Linked DNA regions of Homo sapiens: region 1 is linked to region 2. Evidence: read pairs that join two places in POLR2A ChIA-PET (ENCODE). Cell type or tissue: A673. All regions are shown on one strand. Each heading gives the region's core, and the rest is flanking DNA. Links, peaks and the distances in the headings are about the cores only.

Evidence for each region. ChIA-PET counts read pairs that join two places held together with the same protein. Peaks named below come from ENCODE experiments on the same cell type or tissue, not always from the same donor. Only the 100,000 strongest peaks of a DNase experiment are listed, where the experiment ranks them.
Region 1: POLR2A ChIA-PET joins it to region 2 with 10 read pairs; 3 of 35 experiments call an interaction of 5 or more read pairs at or near these places.

What each region holds. Positions count from the first base shown.
Region 1 is chr3:172,080,459-172,093,362 of GRCh38, forward strand. All of the region lies in intron 1 of FNDC3B (fibronectin type III domain containing 3B), which reads left to right. Among named protein-coding and RNA genes, the nearest start is that of FNDC3B, 47 kb to the left of the region's middle. In A673, for the core only: no CTCF peak of the experiment used is centred there; a DNase peak (open chromatin) is centred at 6,933; H3K4me3 peaks cover 574 bases; H3K27ac peaks cover 1,689 bases.
Region 2 is chr3:172,213,676-172,226,579 of GRCh38, forward strand. All of the region lies in intron 3 of FNDC3B (fibronectin type III domain containing 3B), which reads left to right. It also overlaps the pseudogene RPS27AP8. Among named protein-coding and RNA genes, the nearest start is that of FNDC3B, 180 kb to the left of the region's middle. RefSeq lists an enhancer at 9,098-9,601 and a silencer at 10,144-10,438. In A673, for the core only: no CTCF peak of the experiment used is centred there; a DNase peak (open chromatin) is centred at 8,076.

The DNA of each region.
Region 1 (12,904 bases), core at 3,394-11,393, 130 kb before region 2:
AGAGATGAAGGGTCTTGCTATATTTCCCAGGCTGGTCTTGAACTCCTGGTCTCAGGCAGTCTTCCTGCCTCAGCCTCCCAAAGTGTTGGGATTACAGGTGTGAGGCACTGTACTAGGCCTGAATCGTTGAATTTTTGACTCTAGTCTTGAAGGGATGGAACCTGCCCTTCTAGTGTTGTTTCACTTTGGGATAAAGCCCAAAGGCTCAGAGCTCACCTGTAATCTGGTGGTGGTAGACTGATGTGTGTCCATCATGGGTTCAAAGTTGATATTTACTTAGTAAAAACCTGCCAGGCCTCAGATGGGAGTTAGATGGTGAATCTCCTCTCTGTGTCTGTTAAGGGCACCTCATGTGTTTCATGTAAAATCCTTGTAGAGTAGATTCTCTGAATCCAACTGTTAGATTGTTTCAAGTGTTGGACTCATTTTCCTTATAGTAACTTACTTAGGAATTCATGTAAGTTAAGGACTTCAGCTGCTTACGTTGTTTCCCATTGTTTGGAAATAGTTAATGCACTCTTAAAAATTGATTAACTGACCATCAGTGTGTCATGCTAGTCTAAGATTTTACTTTAACAATTGATATATAGAGATTGAAAGTTGTGATGTAGTAACTCTATTTTCCCTAAGATTCATCTATTCGGTTGACTTTTTTATCCCAGTACTCTCTTCAGGATTGATCATAGGTATTGATTGGCACTAGTGGTTTACAGATGTAAGAACTGAGAGTTAGATTACCTTTTGGATTCTCCCACTTAGCAACTACAGAAATTTGCTTCTGTCTTACTTTACTTCTGTAATCATCACTGTTTTCTCCATTAATCAGAAATGTAACCTTGGTGTCGGTGGCATTTCTTTTGTCTCAGTAGCTCTCTGATTTTTGTTCTCTTTTTTTTCTTTACAGAGCACAAAACTTATTGACATGAGCCTGGAATTTTGAAGTAAGGGCAGTCATGCTAATATTGTGATTTTCCATATTTGTGCTTTGTATGTAAAGTGACTGTTTTTAACATTTTAATTTTAATTATTATGGGTACATAATAGTTGTATATAAAGTGACTCTATTTTGAGTTTTACATTTTACAGGATAAAACCTTAAGATTAATTCCATACATACATTTCAAAATAAGGCATCGACTTGATAGAAAAGTTTTCTTTTTCCTTAGATCGATAATATGCTGAATACACTTTTGGATGCAGAAAATAAAATTCTGAGCAGTATTATAAATTAGAAGATTGAATGGCTCTGTTGGTAAGGTTAGTAACAGGTGACAGATTTGGTATTCATACCTGTTTGTCACTCGTCATACCTTTTGGCAGTTATTCTTCAGAGCAGTTAGATTAGTGCATTAAGCATTTGGTTTTAAGAAATGTGCTTCAAAGTGAAAGGTAGTTAATGCTTACCTAATTGACTAAAAAGAGCTTTTATTTCTTTTAAGGAAAATAATTTCCTCTTGTTTTATATTATCTGGGCACAATGGCTGAGTGAAATTAATTGTTAACTTGAAGCACATTTATTTTCTATGGATGTGAATATTCCCAGAGTACATTTGACACTTTGATAATACTTAATTATGGATTAGGTTCACAATTCTGTGTGATATGTTGAGATGCAAGTCAGGGGAGCCTATTACATTTATAAAAGTTCAGTAAAAAGAAACTCATCATTAAGGTGGCAGGAAATAAGGATATAGTTTTGGCATTTGAATTCTTTTGTGTATATGAATTATTTTCCTCATCAGTCTCATTCATTAATGTGGAGGTCTGACCAATATATGTTTTCATAAACATTTTTTCCTGTCCCCAAATAATGTGAATAAACTTAGCTTTATTCCTGCCTGACCCAGTCATTTACTTTCTATGGACAAATAGTATTCCTTGTTATTTGCAAGGCTGATGTAACGACACAGCTGCTGGATGCTTGGCATTTCTGCTTCTGGTGAAATGCTCTTTGTGCAGATTTATCTGATCCAGATGTGTGACCAGCAAGCTACATTTCTAATTATAAGGACAGCCAAATTCCATTATAAGCACATCATGGGATTATAGGGCCGGGAGTCATCCTGAGAGGACATCTAGTTCATTCTCCAGCCGTTCAGCAGGACCACACTTTGTAACCTACTCCAGCACTGAACGAAGCAGCAAAGAATGTTCCACCCATGTATAGGCTGAACGTGGAATCACTGGAATTGTAACTGGAAAAAGAGACAAGTCCCTCTGGTCTGGCCCTCTTGCTTTGTGGGTAAACAGATTCAGGCCCAGAGAAGTTTGACTTAATGTGGATTTTTATGACTCTTTGCCTAAAACTTACTCTTCTTTTCTCTGAAGTGGTCTGTGCTGAGGGAGTGAAAGGGTAGAAGACTGGATTGGAAATGCCAGTTTCACATCCAGATGTAGCTCTCTACTCATTTAGAAGTAAGAGGTACTGAATTAGTGACAGCTAGATTCCATTGAAGTTTATTAAGTATTTCTGAAACCCAGTATGAAGTACGATATTTCATGTCTGTATATATGTTTGTGTGCCTTAGTGATAAAGTACAAAGGAAACTAGGCATGCTGTTAGGGTTAGAATGTTTGCAAGTGTGGTGTGTAAGCTTACCAAGAACAACATCTCAGAATAAATAAGTGATTATTTAACTTGATTTGATGTTGTTGAGTCTGGGTTTTGATTGTACCCTACTTCAAGTGATAGTTAGCCTGCCACAGTTTCATGGATGCTGGGAGAAGACAAGGGGTTCCTGTACCACAGAAAAAGGACTGTATTACTCCTGACATACCAAATAGTGTAAACTCTTATGCTTAGGGCTTACTGGCATGCCTATGTTGGTTCGTCCTTGCCTCCATGTCCCACAGGGGTGATAAGGATGGAGCGTGCAGATGGAGCTGCACACACTTTGGGTTTGCGTTGCTGCTGAGGAACACTGAACTCGGAGAATCTGCTGCTTTTATAGCATGCAGTAAATGAACTTGCTCTTTGTTCCAAGGGGGAAGATACTACCTCATCTGTCTGTTCACATTGCTCACTGCAAACATAACTTTGAGAAATGGCCTTGATACAAAATGGCAGGATATGTAGAAGCATGAGAGACCTATGGAGGGGTGTCTCAAAACCATCATGTCCTATAATTGGGACAATCAAATAAAACACTTCACTAGCAACTTCACAGAGAATACAAGACATCAGGTAGTTGTTAGGAAGCAAATTCATAATGAAAATGGTAAGTGCTGGATAATTAGAGTGAAGATGGGTAGAAAATATAAAGAACTTGATTTCTTCTGTATATTGACGTCTTCTTACGATTTCAAGATGTGGTCAGATTATAATAAAAAAATACTAAAAGAAATCAGGAATTATAAATCTTGTTTCTACACTGTTAAATCTATTAATCTTTTTGTGAAATGAAAGTATAGTAGCCAGGTGGACCCAGGCATAGGTTTAGCTCTGTTTCTTAACTGCATTGTGACCTTAGTTTATTTTTCTTTTTAATTGTGAAAGTTATTTATATTCTTAGTAAAGGAAATTTTTTTTTTCAGACAATAGAGAGGTATAAAAAAGTAAAAGCCTCTCCTAGAGTTCATGGAGGTTGCCACAGTTCTGTGGCCTTTGGATCAGTCAACATCAGAATGGAAGGGAAACGTTAATGATTTTAGTGGCTACTTGTTACTTCTGAAGGATCAAAGGGCTTGGGACGTTTACAAAGTATTCTGGGCTGGGTGCCGTGGCTCACGTCTTTAATCCCAGTAGCTTGGGAGGCCAAGGTGGGAGGATTGCTTGAGGCCAGGAGTTTGAGACCAGGCTGGACAATGTTGCAAAACCCTGTCTCTACAAAAAAATAAAAAAAATTAGCTGGGCGTGGTGGTGCACGCTTGTAGGCCCAGCTATTCGGGAGGCAGAGGTCGGGGGATCACCTGAACCTGGGAGGTCAAGGCTGTGGTGAGCTGAGATGGTGCCACTGCACTCCAACCTGGTGACAGAGTGAGACCTTGTCTCAAAAAAAAAATATGTATATGTATACACACACACACATACACACACACACACGTATATTCTGAATCTCTGGAAAGATTTATGAGGCAGTATTATGCTTCTACCACTAAAATAGTGTTATTATTTTCACTTTTGTTCACTCAAATATTTAGCTAATGGTTGTCTTCAACGTAAGTTGGGGCTACATAGATCAGGCAACAGTATCTTTATTTTATGGATAACGAAACTGAGACATTCAAGGTTAATTTGTCCAGTTACATGGTTTGGCCGTATTCGGCTTCTTATCTCCTTAGAAAAGATTTTGGCCCCAAATAAAACTTTCATAAAGTAGGAGACTATGTAGTTAGTGCACCTGATTTCAATTACTCTGTTCTGTTTTTTAAAATAGTATGTATCATTTTCTTGCATACTACATAATTTACTTATTATGTTCATTGTTTCTTTCCCCTTACGAGAATGTAAACTTAATGAGAACAAGAATTTTTGCCTTTCTTTTTTTGTCTTGGGCACTGGTGAAGTTTCAATTTCTGGAACAGCATATTAATGCATAGTGGGTTCTCCAGCTCCATAGTAAATTTGGTGATGAAATGAATCAACATGTGGTAAATACGTGGTGCTACAAGGTGATGAGATCATCTCCTTGATCTTAGATTATGTTTTCAGCTTTGAGCAAGTGGTGGGACATCTTGGGATGATACTGCTTACCTCATTTGATTTGATCAATGAGATTGAATTTGTAAAGCTGGGCTTCAGGATATGGCCTACAGATTTTTTTGCGTTTGGTTTTGTAGAGTGTTTTAAAAACTTTGCAAGCAACATTTAAGAACTAAGGGATTTCACGTAAAATAAGATTTCTAGCTTTTTTGGTTTGTTTGTTTTGTTTTTTTCTTTAGAAACTGAAAGATCTGACAACATGGCCTGCATTCCTATATGGTTAGTGAAGGTCTTGAACTAAATAGCAGCTCACTGTTAAGAAAGGGCATTTGCTCTCTAGTTTACCACAGTCCCCCTGACTCTCTGTTAACTCTTGATACCGAAGCTGAGTTGTCAGTTGCTTTTTCCCATCTTTTACATTCTTTAATTTTTAAATATGAAGAAATATTCAGCCATGTTTTTTGAAAGGAAATAAAGGAAAGGTCAACCACTTCACTCATCGACATTGCCTCCATGGCCCTTGTTAGGCAATTGAAACTTGGAGCCCCTTGATGTGTTTATCTAAGACCTCTGCTTCTTTGAGGTCTAGACTTTTTATGATTATGGTTATGATTGCTGATGGTATGCAGAAGAGAAGAGATAGCAATTCAAAGGAATTAACCTCAGTGCTTTGACTGTGGAAGTGGTAGCATGGAATGTGAGTCTGGGGAAAAGTGCTTCCTTTGTTGAACTATTAATGCATAATGGATTCGGATGTTAAAAGTGCATGGCCACATTGCTTGTTTCTCAGATACAGTATTAGAAGGGCTCTATAGGTGTATACATAGTCTCTATTCTAGAGAGCTTTTATTTTTCTGTTTGTAAAGGTGGCAAAAATTGCAAAAGATTTAAAAAATATTACTTGTAAAAAGTGATATTTCATCCAGGAGAAATGAATGCTTGAGATTTGTTGTCTAAGACCTAAACAATTAAGCTCTGGGCCAGGCATGGTGGTTCACACCTGTATTCCCAGCACTTTAGGAGACTGAGGTAGGAGGATCACTTGAGGCCAGAAGTTTGAGACTGGCCTGGGCAACATAAAGAGATGACGTGTCTACAATAAATTAAAAATTAGCTGGGTATGGTGGCACACACCTGTAGTCCCAGCTACTTGGGAGGCTAAGGTAGGAGGTTTGCTTGAGCTCAGGAGGTAGAGGCTGTAGTGAGCCATGATCCTGCCACTGCACTTCAGCCTGGATGACAGAGCAAGACCTGATCTTTAAAAAAAAAAAAGCTCTGCTTCCCTTTTAATATAAAGAACAAATGGCATATGCTTCCAAGGGTACATTGGAAAATTGGCAATTTCAAGCCATGTTTAATGTGGAAATGTGACTTGTGTTTTGTTATTATATGGATAAATTAGATTGTACAATTAGTCCTTTAGACTCATGAATTGCCTATTTGATTATGTGACTCTTTATGTAAAAATTGGCCTAAGTTCTTATTTAAAGGAACTATGTAAGTGAAATGCTAATAACATTTCTTATTTTCATATAATCTTTATAAAATTGGGATTTCACATAATCTCATTAGGAGAATTGAAAAGAATTAAGTTGTTAGATCAGAGTTATCCAAAAGGCATTCTCTAGTGAACATTAGATCTTAAAAAGTTTGTGTGTTCAAAAACGTTCGGCCTTGGGGAGATTCTCAGTGTATATTAAAAGTTCTTTGAAGTGTAGTGTTAAAGAACTTCTAGCTCTTCAACTCAGAGTTTCTCAAGCTTGATGGAAGTTTTCTACAGAAGATGTATTAGCATGTAGCAGAGTATTTTTCCTGTGTCACATACCTTAGAAATTTTCACCTGGATAGATTTATTAAAGAACAGACACCACAGGTGGTGAGTTCCTGGCTTCACATGGTTTCTTGCTTTTCCTCACTTTTACCAGAGTTTATAGTTCCATTTCTTCCAAGCCACTCCCGGAGATGGAAGGAAGTGGCATGCTCAAAACAGTGTAGAATCCAAACGGAATGAGAAGGATAATTTTGAGTCATCTTTCTTTTGTTTAGAAAATAAATATACCTTTTTTGAAAAGAATTGATTTCCTATTTTTAGGTAATGTACTTCTAGTTAAGGCGCATAACTTACCTTGCCTATATTATAAACTATCAGCTTGACCGAAGCCATCTTTTTCTTCTGCTGTTGGTCTTTTAGAGACTTGCTGTTATTCACATAGATAATACTTGTTTTCTCTGTGAGCCGTACTACTTGCCAGGTTTGGGACTTCTCACATAGAGGCTGATGTAATAGGGAAAGACAGTGGGATAATTAACATTTTGGAATTTGATAAGTAAGAATGAGTGCATATGTGTGTGGGCGTTAAAAGAGCTTATAACTTGGTTAGATTTCCTTTGTAAACTTAGGTGGAAAATATGCTTAGAAATTTGAAGTGATTTGAGAAGCAAGAGACCTTATCCTGCCATTAATCAGTGGTGTGACCTCTGAAAAATAAGGGATGGAATAGATAATCTCAGAGGTGCTGCTGATTAAAAAAAATTTTTTTTTCAAATTTCATTGCAAATTTTAAATCCTGATGTTGCATTTTTAAAACTTGTATAGGTTGTAACATGCTGGAAATGAAATCAAACCCTCACTGGGGAAAAATTAATGCTGATGTACAAATATGATTTGGAATCTTTGGTATTTGCCAGGGGCTATAAGAATTCAATGCTTCTCCATTTGTGATCTTTCTGTAGCACGTGAAGGCTGATTGAGAATTTGAGAGCCCTAGCTCTAGATCTCCAAATAATTGGAGATCTCTAAATAGTTAGAAATATGCAAGAGAAGATAGTCCACATTAGCAAGAGATGAGAATGTAGTATATACCACTTTGGTTCATGTATCTTGAAGCTTTTATCATTCGTCACCTCAGCCATTCGTTTTTTTCAGAGTAAGTCATATGCTTAGAACCAGGAAATTGCCTGCCACATCTTGTTCCTGGAAAAGCTGACAGCCTAAAAATGCTTATCATTCAAGGTGTGACCTAAATGAGTGTTGTACAGCTATTGTAATTTTTCTATAAAGTTATGTGGCTAAACAAGGTACTTTCTAGGGAAAATTTCTTCCAAGTAGGCCTTTATTTACAACTTGAATCCTAAATTAGCAAAACCGCTGTACTGGTACCACAGAAGTTCATATTAGAAGGGAATTTGCAGGTAGTCTAGTCCAACCTTTTTATGTTGCAAATAAATGTAGACTGAGAAACCTAACTCCTGCAGCTAGCATACATAACAGAACTGAAACCCAAATCTCCAGATGGCCACCACGGTCATCTTTCCTCAGTATCATGTGGGTTTCAGTCAGTGTCTCTCGTGCTAGAATGAATCCCATGTAAAGTATGTTTTAAATTAAATGTAATGCCCATACATCAAATCACACAAGTCTGTACCTTCGTAATTATATTTTGAAATGCAATTGATTTGCTGAATATAAATGTTTGAAATGTTTTGTACATAGCTATTACATTTCTTTAAACTGTATTTTATAAGATGTATATTTCAATGACAATACTTATCCTACAAAAGAGAATGGTTTCATAAATTGATTTAAAAGTAGGTGCCAGTGTTACACTTATAAATAAAAAGATAAATTTTACATAGTGAAATCTAAAAAAGAAATGCAATTGATCATTTAAAAACCACATTTTAAATAAATTCTACAAAAGGTAGCCATTATGATTTTATGATTACTTGTGTTGACAGTATTCTCCTGTGGAATGTGTGATGCTTAAAATGATTAGCTTGTACAAAAGCTATAACAATAGTAATATTTTTACTCATTTATTCAACTGTAAGATTTTAAAATTTACAGACAATAGCCAAATAATATTCAGGGTTCTGTTTTAAGTGATAAATTAGCTTTCTACGGGACAAAAAAGGCATTGACAAGAGCACTGACTTGTCATGGTATTGAATTTCACAGAATTAGTTTTGGATAAATGGGATTTTCAATGTCCTGTGAGCTCTCAAAATTCATAGTGAGCAACTAATACCCATAGGACAAAGTAAAATTTAGTTCACAAATTATTAATTATTTAATTTGCAAAGTAAAAGTAAAAATTAGTTCAGCACAAATTATTATTACTTTACTAATTCTTGTTTCCAAATTAAATATTTGAATCAAGAGTGTAGGAAAACATCTTTTAAAATGTGTGTTATAGGGGTACAGTATAAAACTAGGGGCAGGATATTTTACCATAGGATTTTCTTAAACCCTAGAAAAAAACAGTAAGAATTCATTAGGGATGAGGAAATTTCCTTAGTGAATGTTGGAAACAGGATGCAATGTGGCACAGCTGTCCGCAGAGGTTTGGAGGATTTCCCTGGGAAGATCAGTACTGAGTCATCAGTTGATCGAAGGTAGGGGACGGCACAACACATACCATGCACAAATCGAATGTAGGGTGTATTAAGCCCTCAGCAGTATGAAGATTTTAAATTATTGGGTGGGTACAAAAGTAATTATGATTTTTGCCATTAATATAATTTCAGTCATAGCACTATCTTAATATCTCTGACAGAAGACTCTTGGAACATTAAAAAAATCAAGATTCTAATAAGGCTGTCTTGTGAAGATCAAGGCATGGAGGTTTGAAAATCTCAGTGTCGATTCATTATCTAAAAATCTCTTGAATAGCTCAATTACAAAGTCAGCCATAAGTGGAAAACTATGTATCTAGGGTCTGCACCGTGCCGGCTGCATAAGATACCGAGTAAATGTTTGAACAACTGAGGGAATGAATTCCCAGGTCGGCCATCTCAACTTTTTACAACGTTAATGACAAATATGATTTCGACATATATAATTCATTTGTATCAGTGTTTTGGGTGTGATATCTGTCAGTTGTGATGGCTGTTATATGAGTTGAACAGTTGTGTTTAATCCTGATATGTAAATTGTTAGATACTGCTTTAAAATTTTTAAAATTAGTCTATTCCGAATTTCCAGATATTAATATTATCTCTGAAATGTTGAGTGAATTAGAAGTGGAAGCCAGAGACTTTGTCTTTTTCTCTACAACTCGTCCAACTTCAAACGTGCCTCCTTTTTTCTGCTACTGTTGTTACTGAGAAAACTTGAGCAGGCAGGTCCTTGGTGCTTTTTTCTAACCAGTGGATGGCAAATATGTGATGCACATCTCCTAGCTCCTTAATCCCATGACCTTGACAGCCATCTCTAATTATCACTGAGCGGGGGCAGTGAATCTTTCTCAACTCTGCACTCTAGGCAGGTACCAAAGTCAATTGGAGTGGGCATGTGAGAGGAAACCTAGGGCTGTGACCAAAAATAAACAAACAAACAAACAAACAAACAAACAGGGAGCTGGAGAAGGACTTGTGCTTAGGAACACAGAAATAGTTCTTGGTGAGAACAGAATAATCCAAGTTTCCTGCTTCTCCAGAGCAGTATTCTTAATCACTTTCCTTGCTCATGGAGTGGGATAGGGTTGTGAAAATGAACTGAAATGGCACCCTTTCAGTTTTTTCCTGTTACTTAGGATCCAGCTCACAAAACTAAATTATTCTTTACCTTGTGTGATCCGGGTACTGAAGATAATACAGATTGAGTATCTGCAATTTGAAAATCCAAAATGCTCCAAAATCTGAAACTTTTTGAGTGCCAACAGGATGCCACAGTGGAAAATTCCACACCCAACCTTGTGTGACTGGTTGCAGCCAAAACTTTGTTTCATGTATAATATTATTTAAAATATTGTATAAAATTATCTTCAGGTTATGTGTATAAGGGTGTATGTGAAACAGAAATTTCATGTTTAGACTTGGGTCCCATCCCCAAGATACCTGTATATGATACTTTGTATTATGTATATGCAGATATTCCAAAATCTGAAAATTCAGATCTGAAATCTGAAACACCTAGGGTCCCAAGCATTTCAGGTGAGGAATACTGAACCTATATAACTACTTTTCATCCCAGTAATTTCTTCATTGCCTATGAAGAGTTTAGGAAATAAGTAAAACAAGGACGGGCTTGGGGAAGTGGAGGGAAGGAGTAGAATATAATAAAACTCTTCTGAAGTATTTGGGAAAATATTTTTTAAGTAACTGTTATAGATACAAGTATGTCTTATCTGTTAAGTACAGAGGATTTCCACCTGTCAGTGCTGTTGAAAGTTTTAGCTGCCTTTAAATTTCTTGTTGCAAATGCTTCTTTTCATACATTTAGATGGGCCTTTTTTCTTCAATTAAGTTGAATTACCAAGGTTTTGCTCTATCTATGTAATTTTAAAATGTGAATAGAGGCAGTACATATGGAAGAAAAGGTAGATATTTTCCCTTAATTTGCAGATGTATGAAAAAATATGATTAGAAATTACAGAAGTCAGAATTTTAAAAATAGATTTAGAGATGAGCATTGTAGTATCAAGCACTTTGTAGTTTCCTAGTGTTCTGAAAAGTGTGTGTGCGTTTGTGTATGTGTGTATGCATGCATGCATGTTTGTGTATATTTGCTTTGGAGCATCTTAATTTTAGCTTTAGGAAGTAACTTTGTCACTGCAGTTGCTAAACATATAAGAATACGTATTCATATCTGTTAAATATGGTGCAAAAATTATCTTCAAAAGTTGGCTTTTATTTGTAGGAAATACCTCTTAACACACATTTTCATGTGGAATTTGTATTTAGTCATCTTGACAAGAGTAGTCACTAAAGAGAAATGGTCAAAATTGTGTAGCTTCTAGTAATATTACTCACAGTGCCCTGACTTTACTGGGGTGTGTGTGTGTGTGTGTGTGTGTGTGTGTGTGTGTTAGGGAGGTGAGGGGGTAGGGGAGTGCTGTAACAGATGGCTTTAGATTGCCTCAAATAGGGTTGTAAATTTGACTATAAGATGAGTCAGTTTTCTGTGTTCATTTCATGACCATGCATGGCACCTCTAACCTTAAGTTTCTCTCAAATGCTGTCATAAAGCCATCATTACTGATAGAAAAAACAATGCACATTTCAAGTGTTTATGATAGTGGTTGATAATATCATCTTGGAGTAGAAGAACAGCAAACCTCCTATGTCAAACAGAGCAGCACAGAATGACAGGTCTCTCCATGCAAAAGCTCTGTATGGACTCCTCAGCAAACCTGGAGATCCAGGAAGAGATTCAAGCTAAACGATTGACTTTTTGGCTATCAGTTAAGGAGTTCATCAAATGCCTGAGCCCCTGTCATATGCTGGACTCTACCTTGTGTTAGGTATACATTTTCTGAGCCTTAACAAAAAGATTCTTCCTTAATTTATTTAGCTTCCCCACACATTATTAAGTGGGGGAGAAAATTGCTCAATACACATTATTATGTGGATGTAAAACGTGGACTGAATGGAGGAAAGGCTGTTTGCCTGGAGTCTTTTTTGAGTATCTCTCAGAGAGGCTCATAATTTCAGGTATGGGAGAAAGTCTAGTCATTACCCAGTCCATCACCCTCCTTTCATGCATGAGGATAGGAAGACCCTAAGGATTCTCTGTAGAGGTTACTGTGAACCGTAGTAATTTTGATGTAGCTTTAAGTAGCACGACCTGGACAGAACTGTGGGTGTCCTGGAAAAGAGGAGGAGAGAATAGCAAGAGCAAAAGCTCAGCAGCGGTCTCTTGCTCCCCAGTATCAGGACACTGTTCACATGGGAGGGTTGTGTAGGGCAGAGTAGGAAATACATTAGATTTTTTTGTTTTGTTTATACAGTGTCTCACTCTGTTGCCCAGGCCGGAGCGCAGTGGCATGATAATGGCTCACTGCAACCTCTGCCTCCTGGGCTCAAGTGATTCTCCCACCTCAGTCTCCTGAGTAGCTGAGATTGTGAGCTGAGACTACAGGTGTGCACCACCACACCTGGCTACTTTTTTATTTTTTGTAGAGATGGCATCTTTCTATGTTGTCCAGGCTGGTCTTGAACTACTGGGCTCAAGCGATCCTCCCACCTTGGCCTCCCAAAGTGCTGGGATTACAGGCATGAGCCACTGCACCTGGCCAGAATCTTTTTTTAGAGACAGGATTGTCGCTCTGTTGCTCAGGGTGAAGTGCAGGGGCATAATCATAGCTTACTACCCCTTAAACTCCTGGGTCCTTGACCTCCTGATCCTCCCACCTCAGTATCCCCACCCCACCCAGCTAATTTTTTTTTTTTTTTTGAGACGGAGTCTTGCTCTGTCACCCAGGCTGGAGTGCAGTGGCACTATCTTGGCTCACTGCAAGCTCCGCCTCCCGGGTTCACGCC
Region 2 (12,904 bases), core at 2,174-10,173:
TTCTCCCCATTCTTACCTATCCTAATACGGCCTCGGTTTTTTAGCCTTTCCAGATTAGCAAACCCCAAAGGCTTAGTAGTTGTTTTGAGGAGCTAACTTTAAAATGTATCTGTTCTTGTTGCTTTTTCAGCTCAGGATAAACAGCAGTGAATCAGTTAGGAGACCTTTCTGGTAGCCTGTTACCCCAAATGTAGACCCTTGATTTTGATTTGTCTCAGGCCCCCTTAGTAGTAGATGAAGGGTTGGTTTTTGAAAGTGAAATTGTAGCTTGTTTAGTAAAAATTGCTTGTTTCTGTGGAGGCAATGTGCCAAAATTAGAAGCATCTATGGTGCCGCGCCATAAAGCAGTCTGGTGCCTCTCAAACAATAACTTTGTCAGTTCATTTTTATGGCTGAGAAAATAGCAGTCTAGGTGACCAACTTTCCCACAATTGCTTGGGGGTGTTTACTGACTGCCCTTGATCAGACGCCAAACACTTCAGAGGTAAGAGAGCCTAACCTATTTGTAGTTGTTGTTTACCCTCAGCCCTTAGCCTGCCCTTTGTTTTTCACTTACAAACAAAAGAGTAAAATCAACAGGCTGGTCTGTAAGAACTCTCATTTACTTTCCGGACCCCTTCTGTGTGGTTTAGGTAAGGCAGAGACTGGAACTATATACATCAAACTAATCATCTCACAGCCCATTATTAGGTCCCAGCTGCCGGACAACTTAGAGGATTTTTATTAACAATCAAGACACTTTTGTAAAGTTAAGTTAATTTTTGGAGATTGCTGGTCCCTTCCAGCCTGACACTGAAGTGATGATGAGTGAGTGAGCAGCCTTCTAGATTGGCAAGAAAGTGGCATCAGGTAGATAAGCTATGACTCTGTTTTATGGAATATTTGGTTCATTTTTTTTTCCATTGAGCAGCCTTCTAGATTGGCAAGAAAGTGGCATCAGGTAGATAAACTATGACTCTGTGTTTATGGAATATTTGGTTCATTTTTTTTTCCATTTCCATAATCACTTTTGATTTTCCTTAGTAGTTCTAGTCCATACATCCTGGACATTTCTCTCTTGCCTTTGGATTTTAAGTGCATGAGTTAAAAGAACTAAGCTAGTAAACCACGTTAGGATGTTGTCAATAAAATGCCCTTACAGTGTTGTCAAAGACTTTGCTTTATGGCAGGCACTCTTGCAGGGGCAATGGAAGAGCCAACCCTGAGAGTAGTTAAAAGGGATCTTCTGTGGTTTGCTTTGTAAGCCTCACTAAAGCAACAATAATTGAAATCCCTGAAATATATTGAGTAATGATATGTTGGTAAAGCAATACATGATTATTACTTGTCATACAGCTTTCAGGTTGGTGATGTTTTTCATGTTCTTTCATTTGTAACAGATGAATAATGTAAAACAGAGCTTGTGAGGAGTACAATGACATTTTGTTGTCTGGTTAATAATTTCAGCACTATTTGCAAAATTGCCCTGCCAGAGCATGACCTAGGAATTGTAAAGTGGAACACAAATAAAATAGGAAATGTGTATTTGCCCATGAGTTCTTCATGGACTTGTTATAAAAACACTTGTTTGCTGTCCTGTCTTTTGCTCACTTCTCTGTCCCCACTGGGAGAAGAGGGCCTTGTGGCCAGGCAAATGGGATGGAAGTGGGGGTACATGGAGGAAGAGTAGACAAGGTTTTATTCATCTCTGTTCCCTTTCATAACTCTTCCTAAGAGCAGAGAAAGCTGGTGAGAGAATGACAGGCAACCCTGTTAAAAGACTCGGAGGCTGGGCGTGGTGGCTCACGCCTGTTATCCCAGCACTTTGGAAGGCCGAGGTGAGTGGATCACCTGAGGTCAAGAGTTCGAGACCAGCCTGACCAACATGGTGAAACCCTGTCTCTACTAAAAATACAAAAATTAGCTTGGCATGGTGGCAGACACCTGTAATCCCAGCTACTCGGGAGGCTGAGGCAGGAGAATTACTTAAACCCAGGAGGCAGAGGTTGCAGTGAGCCGAGATTGCGCCACTGCAGTCCAGCCTGGACTCGGGGCCAGTGCAGCAAATAAATTCTGCCCCGTTCCTGCTGAGACCTCCCTTAGTTGCTCTACTTGCATCGACTTTTAATGAGCAATCTTTCTGATTCTTTTCTCTACAAAATGAGTAAACTTTAACATCTTAGTCTGCATTTTACCTCGGGGCATTTAAAATTTAAATAGCCTTGTTCTGATAAGCAGAATAGGGGGTAATTTTTTACCCTCAACAAGTTTGTCTAGAGGATACCACTAGGAGTCATGCTCACCTGTTCCTATTCACCTCTCCTGGGAACTCCGTCTTGAGTTTGTTATTAGCTGAAATGCTAATAGATCCTCTTCACGCTGTGTGAGAAAGTCCGAGGGCGTCTCGGATGCCCTTCATGTGCCAAAGAGAGAAAATGCTGGGATGGTTTGCTTTTAAAGGTTTTGAAATGAAGCACTCGATGCTCTGGTGATGCCTTTGTTTTAATTTTGCTGTTGATATTTGCAGGGACTTTACTTGTTAAATATCAGAAGCCTTTTCTCAGTATTATTGAGTTGCATTTGTATAATTCTTTAGGGCTTTAATGTTTACGGGGTCCTGGTTTAAGTATAAATAAGCCTATCTTTGGATTACCTGCCATTCCAAACCTGACATTAAAGATCAAAACAAAGAAAGATGGGATCTTAGTATTCATTTAAATAAGTTTAACTGGCTGGGCACAGTAACTCGCACCTGTAATCTCTGCCCTTTGGGAGGCTGAGGTGGGAGGATCGCTTGAGGCCAGGAGTTGAAGGCCAGCCTGAGCAACATTGTGAGACCACATCTCTACAAAAAAATACAAAAACCAGCTGCACATGTAGTGGCTTGCCTGTAGTCCCAGCTACTCAGCTACTCAGGCTGTGGTGAGAGGATCGCTTGACCCCAGGAGGTTGAGGCTGCGTTGAGCTGTGATCATGCCATTGCACTGCAGCCTGGATGGCAGAGCGAGACCCTGTCTCAAAATAAATAAATAAGTTTAAATGATAAGGTAATCCTGAATGTTGTTTATTTGTAGCCTAAGTAAATTATGTTTCAAACTGGGGCAAGGTGATAAAGTTTAACTTGAAGAGCAGAGTCCTGAGACCCTGGGAGATTCAGCTTCACCGTCACTCTGGATGTATGGAACCCACTGTTTTTTGTTTTTCCAAAGATAATTTCTTGGACCTTTTCTCAGAGGTCTTCTACCTAACTCTTCAATTATTTCTGTTGCTAGATCAGACTTTCACCAAATGCTCATGCTGCTTGAGTTGTCTGGGCTATATGCCTGACTCCATGCTGAGATACACAGAAACCTCAGGCCAAAAGCTGGGTCTCCCCGTCCCCCACATGGTTCTGTGCACCTGTGCATTACTCATTCCGCATGCCATTCTCTCCATAATTAAGAACAGAAATGCTTGTTCTCTTCAATGTCATTGTGTCCTTGGCATCCTGCACAAGGTCTGGCAGTTACGTTGGGTTCAACAAAAGTTTGTTGAACTGAACAAAGCAACAACCAAGGGTTCTAAAAACTGGAGTTGAAGGTTATATTACAAGCCTGTCTCCTGGTACCTGATGTCTTTGACAGTCTTAAAGCTTGCATTTCTGTAGCCCTGAATTTAAATCAAGTTCTTTTTGAAACCATGTTAGGTCATCATGCCTGCTGTGAATGGATTCACCAACTTTCTGTACCATTCATTGCTAGTCACTGAATTTTGAATATTCTTCCCCCACCCACTCTAAGGATAATTGTTATTGTCCAGCTCCAGAGTTCCTTGCCTCTAATGAAACAATTGCTGCTGCTTTATGCAGTAGTTTGTTGTTTATGTATGTGTTATAAAATCTTCTGTGTGACTTTCAATTCCTTACATCTTGCACAATGAATGTTGATTGAATTTAATAAAACATAAGCTAACAAAAGAATAGCATTATGTATTTACACAATAAGTGTATAGGGTTTTTTTTTTAAAACCATTTAAGCCTAAAAACAACTTGATAAAGTAGCTAATTGGGTAGATACCTCAACTTCAATGAAATTGAGGAAAATTGGGATTTAAGAAGCTTGTCTTATGTGAGAATTAAACCCCGGTCTTTCTATTCCTGATGCCCTTAAAACAGCTAAGTAACAAAACAAGTTCAAAGAGGAATGTTTGAAAGAAAAGACTTGAATTTCAAATTGGCAAGACAGAATTGTTCACTAACGCTGGCCTTGTGATTTGAAATGGCCAGGTGAGAAGATGGTGGCTACCCTTATTTAACAATTCTATCAGCAACTCAGTTTTGGTTCTTGGTAGTGATATACGTTAAGATTTTAGCAGGAAAATTTAGTCATTGAGCAATTTGTTCTTTTGGTCACTTGCTCCTTTTAAAGACAATGACTGGGCCAGACTAGAAATTCTTGAAATAAAGCCAATGCCAGAGAAACGGAGAAGATCGACTTTCAGGAAAAAAAAAAAAAAAAAAAAAAAAAGGGCTGGTCCTTTGATTTAGAGCTGTCTGAGGACATCCCGAAAGCTGGCACACCTAACTTTCCAAGATTTCCTAGAAATTGGGGAAGCAGGACAGGTAATTTTGGGAGACACAGAGGACTAGGGTTGGGGGGAGTAGACAACTATGACAAAGCAGCCACCCTTACCTTGTTATTTTTATTTTCTTATTTTTTAATAACCATAATTAGGTTATCGTGAAGATACTACATTTTCAAGAGGAGGATATTCTTGCCAAGCTATAAGATGGAAAGATACTTTAGGAGAAAGAATGTGAAGAGTAAAAAAACTCACTTGCTCATCTAAGAAACTGTGTAACTCATTTGGCCTCTGTGGTGAATGATAACACTGTGTGAACCTCTTTGTTCACATGGTATTTTTCTTCTACTGGGGCAGTGTGAAAGTTGTTAAGATATTATTCATCGAGGCACAGTGCTAGGTACTTTATATGCATTACATCTTCCAGTCCTGCAACAACCCTTGAAATTAGCAGCTGTCATCCCTTTTGGTAGGCCAGTAAAGTGTTGATCAGAGAGTTTTAAGTAATTTGCCCCAAGGTCATGCTAGAATGTGATGGAGTCCAGGTGCAAACTCAAGCCTCTTTAGCGCCTTCCTGCCCTGTTTCCTCTCTGGCTGGATGCCTTTGGGAAGAAGTAGTCACAGGTTGGAGAGACCAGTATGCCTTCCATCATTTTACCTGAGCCAGAGGAAGTGCCATCAGTACCTAGCTTCTGTGTGAAAATAACACCTTGAAAGAAGACGAGTTTGCCAGCAGCAGTTTAAGGAACAAGAGATCTTGCTTTCAAAGGAAAGTGAAATTAGAAAAACAAGAAGAACAGAGTTCTTGTCCCTGTTGTTCCATCTCTTGCCTGCTCTTTCCTGGGCTGGTCAGCTTGCTTCTGGGCCTCAGTCTGTTTATTTGTAAAGCTGTGAGACTTCTACTATATCCTAAGGGCCTTTGACCTCCTCAGTTCTGCAATTACTAACGTTTCCACAAGATAGTAATCTTTTTAAATCTTGTAAAATTTAGACAGTGCCTGAAATGCCTTCTTGTGTTTATTTGTTTATATGTCTGTATCCCCATGCAGTTGCTTGTGGATAGACAATGCACCTCTTGGCCTTTGCATAGCACAGTGTCTAGAAATAGTGTCCTTACAAATATGAATGTATGTGGAATGAAAATGTGCTCTCAGAGATTTATATGCAGTTGCTGTTTTGTAGCTTGTTAGTAACCCCAGTTTTACTACCTTATCTTTCTTTGGTTATTTGCATAATTTTTCAATTCTTTTTTTGTTAAGGTGAAATGCATAAAACATAAAATTAACTCATTAAGTAAATACACCTATTCACAATGTTATGCAACCACTACCTCTGTTTCCAAAACGTTTTTCATCACCCCAAAAAGCTGTACCCATTGAGCGGATGCTCCTCAGTCCTGCAAACCTTCCACCCACCCTCCTGCCTCAGCCTTTGGCAACCACCAATCTGAGTTCTGTTTCTGTAGATTTATTTATTCTGAATATTTCGTGTAAGTGGAATCACACAATATGGGTGATCTTTTGGGTCTGATCCTAATGCTTTCAAGCTTTATCAGCATTGTAGCTTGTATTAGTGCTTCATTCCTTTTTATGGTGGAGTAGTATTCTATGGTTTGTACACATTTTATCCATCCTTCTCCTGATGGACATTTCAGCTCTTTCTATCTTTTGAGTATTGTGAACATGAACACATGTACAGGCTGCTGTGAACATGCCTGTAGATGTGTTTGTTTATGTGTTTGCAATTCTCTTGGATATATTACTTTCAATGGCAAAAAACACAGTTACTTTTGCACCAACCTAATACAAGTAAAAGTGGAATTGGTGGGTCATAAGGTAATTTTACATTTAACTTTGAGGAAGTGGTACAGTTTTCCACAGTTTCTGTTTACTTCCTACCAGCAGTGTACAAGTTTCCAATTTCTCCACAACTTTGTCAACACTTGTTATTTTCTGTGTGTGTGTGTGTGTGTCTTTTAATAGCCATCCTAGTGTGTGTGAAGTGGTATCTCATCATGGTTTTGATTTGTATTTTCCTCATGACTGATGATGTTGAGCATCTTCTTATGTGTGTGCATGTGTTTGTGTGTTGGCTATTTACATATTATCTTTGGAGAAATGTCTATTCAATTCCTTTAGCCATTTTTAAGTAGGGTTGTTTGTCTTTTTGTTGAGTTGTGAGAGTTCTTCATATATTCTGGATACAAGTCCCTTATCAAATATGATTTGTAAATATTTTTCCCATTCTATAGGATGTGTTTTCATTTTCCTAGTTATGTCTTTTGATGCACAAAAGTTTCTAATTTTGATGAAGTTCATTTTATCTGTCTTTTGTTGCTTGTACTTTTGGTGTCTATAGATCTGTTGCCAAATGCAGTGTCATGAAGATTTACTTCTGTTTTCTTCTAAGAGTTTTATTTTTTTTAAGCTTCTATAAGTAGGTCTATGATCCATTTTGAGTTGATTTTTGTATATGATATGAGATAGGGGTCCAAGTTCATTCTTTTTGTCTATTTGGAGTCCCTGGAATTTTGATAGGATTACATTGACTCTAGATCACTTTGAGTATTATTGCTAGCTTAATAATAAATCTTCCATGGCTGGGTGTGGTGGCTCATGCCTGTAATCCCAGTACTTTGGAGGCCGAGGAATATCACTTGAGCCCCAGGAGTTTGAGATCAGCCTGGGCAATATAGTGAGACTCTGGCTCTATTAAAAAAAAATAAATAAATCTTCTTTTTCATGCTACTATTTAGCAGTGTTTTGTAGTTTCAGTATATAGACCATTCACTCCATTGATTAAATTTATCACCAGGTATTTTATTCTTTTGGATGCTGTTATGATTGGAATTGTTTTCTTAATTTTCTGATTGTTCATTCCTGGTGTGTAGAAACACAATTGGCTTTTTTTGTGCAGATATTATACCTTGCAGGTTTACTGAATTAGTGTGCTAGCTCTAGTAATTTTTTTTGTGGGATCTTTGAGATTTTCTATACGTTGGGATATGTCATATGTGAGTAGATAAGTTTTACTTCTTCCAATTTGGATGCCTTTCTTTTTCTTGCCTAATTGTTCTGGCTAGAACTTCCAGTACAATGTTGAATCTCAGTGATGAAAGTGGACATCCTTGTCTAGTTCCTGATGTTGGTGGAAAGTCTGGTTCTTATAGTCTTCTGTCTCATGAAGTCAGAGCTTATCAAAGCATGGTCCCTAGACAGCAGCATCCATACCACCTGGGACCTTGTTAGAAATACTCATTCTTGGAGGTTCCCTCTGAACTTTCTGATTCTGACACTGTGCGAAGTGGGGCCTAGCAATTTGTATTTTAAGAAACGCTCTAGATGATGTGGATGCACACTGAAGTTGAAGAACCACTGCAGCAGAGTTCGAATTTCTTTAAAGTTAGCATCTGTGCTTTATTTTCTTTGTCTTCCTTTTAGTTCCCTTGTGGGATTAATCAGTGTTGAATAATTTAAAAAAAAAAAAGAATGTCAAGGCTAACCAAAGTGCCTACATTATCTCTTAGCTTGTGTAAGAGTCTTGAGTCACCATGAATGATTGCAGATTCATCATTAGACATTTATGAGATTCATCAGAAGACCTCACATTTTGTATGCAGTCTTAGACCCATTGCAAACAGCTTAAATGTACTTGTATTTAGACCATTTGTTCTGATAATTACTTTCACCATTATTATCTGTTTACCTACTAGCTGTGGCCTTATGGCTACTTCTGCCAGCAAGAATTTCTGTTCCTCAGCTATTTAAAAAGACTGAAGGGTCACTTTTATAGGATAAATTAGATTTTATCACATCATTATTTCATCTTTGCCTTATTTTCATCTTGCTATGTTGTGATGTCAACTCCTTTACATCCTTTTTGAGCAAGATGATATTTAAATCAATTAGGAAAAAATGTGATCTATTGCAGCTAATGGCTATTGTTGAAAAATAGCCGTTTAGACACACAAGTACCAGTTTATAGACAAGCACAATAATTCTATGAATTCATTATCAGATTATAGACAAGCACATGAATACTCAGATGATAAAAATACCATTTAAAAGTGCCTGAAATTATAGTATAATTGATTAGTTTATAGCTGATCTTTTTCTAAGACTTGTTTAAATGATGATTTGTACCCTGGATTCCCAGTTTCCACCATTTCAGACTTCCAAACTTTATTTGTAATTCACCTAATCAGTCTGGTTCTGTCTGCTCCCAGAATGGGTGAATGTTGTGAAGATAGCATCTGAGATGTGTGAGCTCTAGGTCAGCAGTTCCCAACCTTTTTGGCACCAGGGACCGTTTTTGTGGAAGACAATTTTTCCACGGATTGGGGGTGAGGGGGGCTGTTTCAGAATGAAACTGTTCCACCTCAGATCATCAGGCATTAGTTAGATTCTCATAAGGAGCACACAGCCTAGATCCCTCTTCACGATAGGGTTCGCTGCTGATTAGGAATCTAATGCCGCTGCCGATCTGACAGGAGGCAGAGCTCAGGCAGTAATGCTCGCTTGCCCACTGTTCATCTCCTGCTGTGCAGCCCATTTCCTAACTGGCCACAAACCAATAGTGGTCCGTGGCCTGGGGATTGGGCGCCCCTGCTCTTGGGGATCCCTGGTAGCAGGGAAGAAACAGAGGATGAGGCAGAATGATCTTGCAGCCTTGGTGGAGGCTCAGGAGCTCTCCAAGAGCTTGTGTGGTCCTAAGAATACAATGTTGCTGGTCTTTCCTTTTGTCTCTTTGATGTGTGAATACTGTCATACAATCATTGCATTAATTACCATTGATTGAATAATAAAGCGGCTCTCCAACCTTTCTGGTTCAAGGTTTAAGTAAATGAAAATTCAATTCATTAACAATTGCTAGCAGACTTTTAGGAACTTTACGAAGAGAAATTAGTGTTTTAATTAGGGAAAGATTACAATAATATTGGGCATTCTCAAACACAGTTCAGCAGAGATAGTAAACTCACAGATTGGGAAATAAATGTTTAGGAAGACAATAACTTCTTTTCGTACCACTATGGTGAATGAGATTTTATTTTGCTAGCTTTTAAACTCCAAATTGCCTATAGATGCAATGGTTTATTTCAGAAAGGAGAGGAACTTGGGGTTCTAAGGCAAGGTGGAGTTTTGGAAACTATTAGTGCATATTTTTAAATGTCCTTTGAAATAGTTTTGATGACAGTGACAAAAGGGGGAACAAGCATGTTAAAGTCATTTGGCTACTCTTGAAATCAAGACTGTGAAGAAAACCTTTTCTAGCTGTAAATCACATGCTTGTCCTACATTCTTTAAAGCATTTTACACAAATGACTTTAACAGTTTTAGGGGTCATGCCTGGGGTTAAGAGACTATTTGCATGGTATACGTTTTGGTGATTAAAAAGCAATACTTTATTGAGATGGTAGCACCTCTGTTCACACTCTGTACTGTGAAACATTTTATTTTTACCTAATGAGGAAGGATTGTTCCCTAAGTCAATGTTGTACCAAGTGTATACTTGTTGATTTTATGTTGCATGGGTGTGGAATATTAAAAAGCTTTACTACTTGTAATAGTAACAAAAAAAAATTTAAAAAGCAACCAAAACTATCTATAAAATTATAAAAAGCATTGTAAAGAATAATGATAACTAGTAACATTTTGATGAGTGATTATTGTGCCATGCACTGCTCTAAGCGCTTTTGCGTGTAATGAATTTCATCTTTAAACCTGACCATATGAAGTAAGAATTGTTATTCTCACTTATGACTATTAGGAAGTAAGGTTCAGAAAGGCTAAGTGAATTGTTCAAGGTCACGCAACCAGTGTGAATAGTGAGCTGGGGAATAAAACCAGGCAGATCACACTCTTAACATCTGCTCCATTGAGCTGTGTACATCAGCCCTTGAATTTCACAGATACTGCTCAGGATGGGGCAGACATCATTGTTTATGATTTATTTTTAATGAGTCAATTCAAATACAAATATTAAGTAAATACACAACTCTCTCGTTGGCTGTGTCAAAAATGCTGAGGCTGACAAGAAAAATGGATTTGGAAACCAAAGCCTTCAGCGATTGGTGGATGTATTCGTTTAAATTATACTTAAGAATTAAATGGGGTCATGCAATGATCGATTTTTATGCCATTCTCTTCTTTTGCTTTAAATTATTGCCAATGTGTTAGCATGTGAGAGACTGCTGTGTTTACTTTTTACAGTTACAGAGATGACCAGATAGTTGAGTGATTTGGTATATTATCCATGAATTTGGATTGAACGGTTGGCATTTGGAATGTTAGATAAATAGTATACAAATTTTCTTCCCTGCTCCTGTTTTTTTTCCTATTTCACAGACTTGTTCATATGCTCACCAGTGTCCCTGTCCCTTTCCCCCTGCTGAGTCCTCTCCTGTGAAGTGGTCATAACGCTGGTTGTACTGTGAAGTGAAGGATGCATTGTGTGCACGTTTAAATGCAGCACTGGATGGCAGGATCTGCCTTTTACCAAATAAAGTGTTGTATTTCTCTTGGTTTTTGTTCCAGCTGAGCAATTTTCATTGCCGACAGCACAACATACATTAGGATAAAGCAAATAAACAATGCAAGGCACTTGGAGCCAGGAAGTCGCATCTCAGACTAGAAACACATAGTTTTCTATTGACATTTGGGAGGTGGGCTGCTAAATAGGCGAGCCAGCCACCAAATAGAAAACCAGTGGCCATGAGGTTCTTGCACTTCTAGGGAAGCCATTTATTTAATCGTTAGATCTTTGAAAGGTGTCTGAAGTTGATTTTGATGTAACAACAGCCAGTTTCTTTGTAATTAAATATTAACTCAAAACTATGTCTTGGGTAACTGTTAACCTTTGCCATTTGTTGTTTGCCTTAGACATGTAATTAACATTCATTGAATTTAATTTGTTGTTGTTCACGTCTTTTATTAACTCATACACAATTACTTGTCTTCTGTTTTTAAAAACTTTTTTGGGAAGACAGGGTCTTGCTCTGTGCGCAGGCTGGAGTATGGTGGCTTGATCTTGACTCACTGCAGCCTCGACCTCCTGGGCTCAAGCCATCCTCCCACCTGAGCCTTCCAAGTAGCTAGGACCACAGGCGCGCACCACCATGCCTAGCTAATTTTTTATTTTTTGTAGAGATGGGATCTCGCTATGTTGCCCAGGCTGGTCTCAAACTCCTGGGCTCAAGTGAGCCACAGTGCTGAGCCTTGTCTTCTGGTTTGTTGAAGCAGTAAGTCAGACAATATTTGCCACAATAATGTCTGTCAATTGTTTGTGGCTGGCCATAAAAACTCCAGCATCACATTCATCTGAAGGACACTGCTAATGAAGGCCACTCATTTTGCTGTTGTCATCCACCTTATTGTATCTCAGGACATCCAGCTTAATCTTTTTCTATTATGTTTATTCTTCTTGGGAGTGGTATGACTACTTCTATGAAGTCCCAACACAAGATGAAGAGCGGACTCCTTTTGAATGTGTAGTTAGAGTATGTTCATCCTTCAGTTGCTTGCCAGCAAAGATCAGTCTCTGTTGATCAGGAGAAATTCCTTCTTTATTCTGGATCTTGGCCTTTGGATTTTCTGTTGTGTCCAAGGGTTCAACCTTGAGAGTGGTGCTCTTCCTGTAAGGACTTTTATGAAAATCTGCCTGTTGCTTGTGGTTCCATCCCAGATGGTGGATCAGAAAACTGAATTTCCTATTTTGAAACAAATTTCTTGTTAATTTAATACTTTACTTTGAAATAATCCATGTAAATTTGGCATACATATTTTTAATAGTTCCTTATTTTAAAATATGATCTAGACCTGGCACGGTGGCTCACAGCTGTAATCCCAGCACTTTGGGAGGCCAAGGCAGGCGGGTCTTGAGGTCAGGAGTTCAAGACCAGCCTGGCCAACACAGTGAAACCCGTCTCTACTAAAAATACAAAAATTAGCTGGGCGTGGTGGCGGGCACCTGTAATTCCAGCTACTCGGGGGGCTGAGGCAGGATAATCGCTTGAACCTGGGAGGCAGAGGTTGCAGTGAGCCGAGATCGCGCCATTATACTCCAGCCTTGGTGACAAGTGCGAAACTCTGTCTCAAAAAAAAAAAAAAAAAATGTATTCTTTCCCCCTGCCTTATTCAGTTGGTTTGGAATAATTTAAGGATTTCTTCTATTTCAAATTATGGCATATTACAGTAATTTATTAAAAATAATCTAACTGAAAATCATAAATGCAAAGTCTATAGGAGCTTTCTAAACCAGAATAAAAAATAATTTTATAATTGATTTGTTTAAATATTGATTAATTATGCATTCTTTTAAAGGCCAAATAAAAAGAAAGAAACTTTTTGCCCCACTCTGTTACACTACT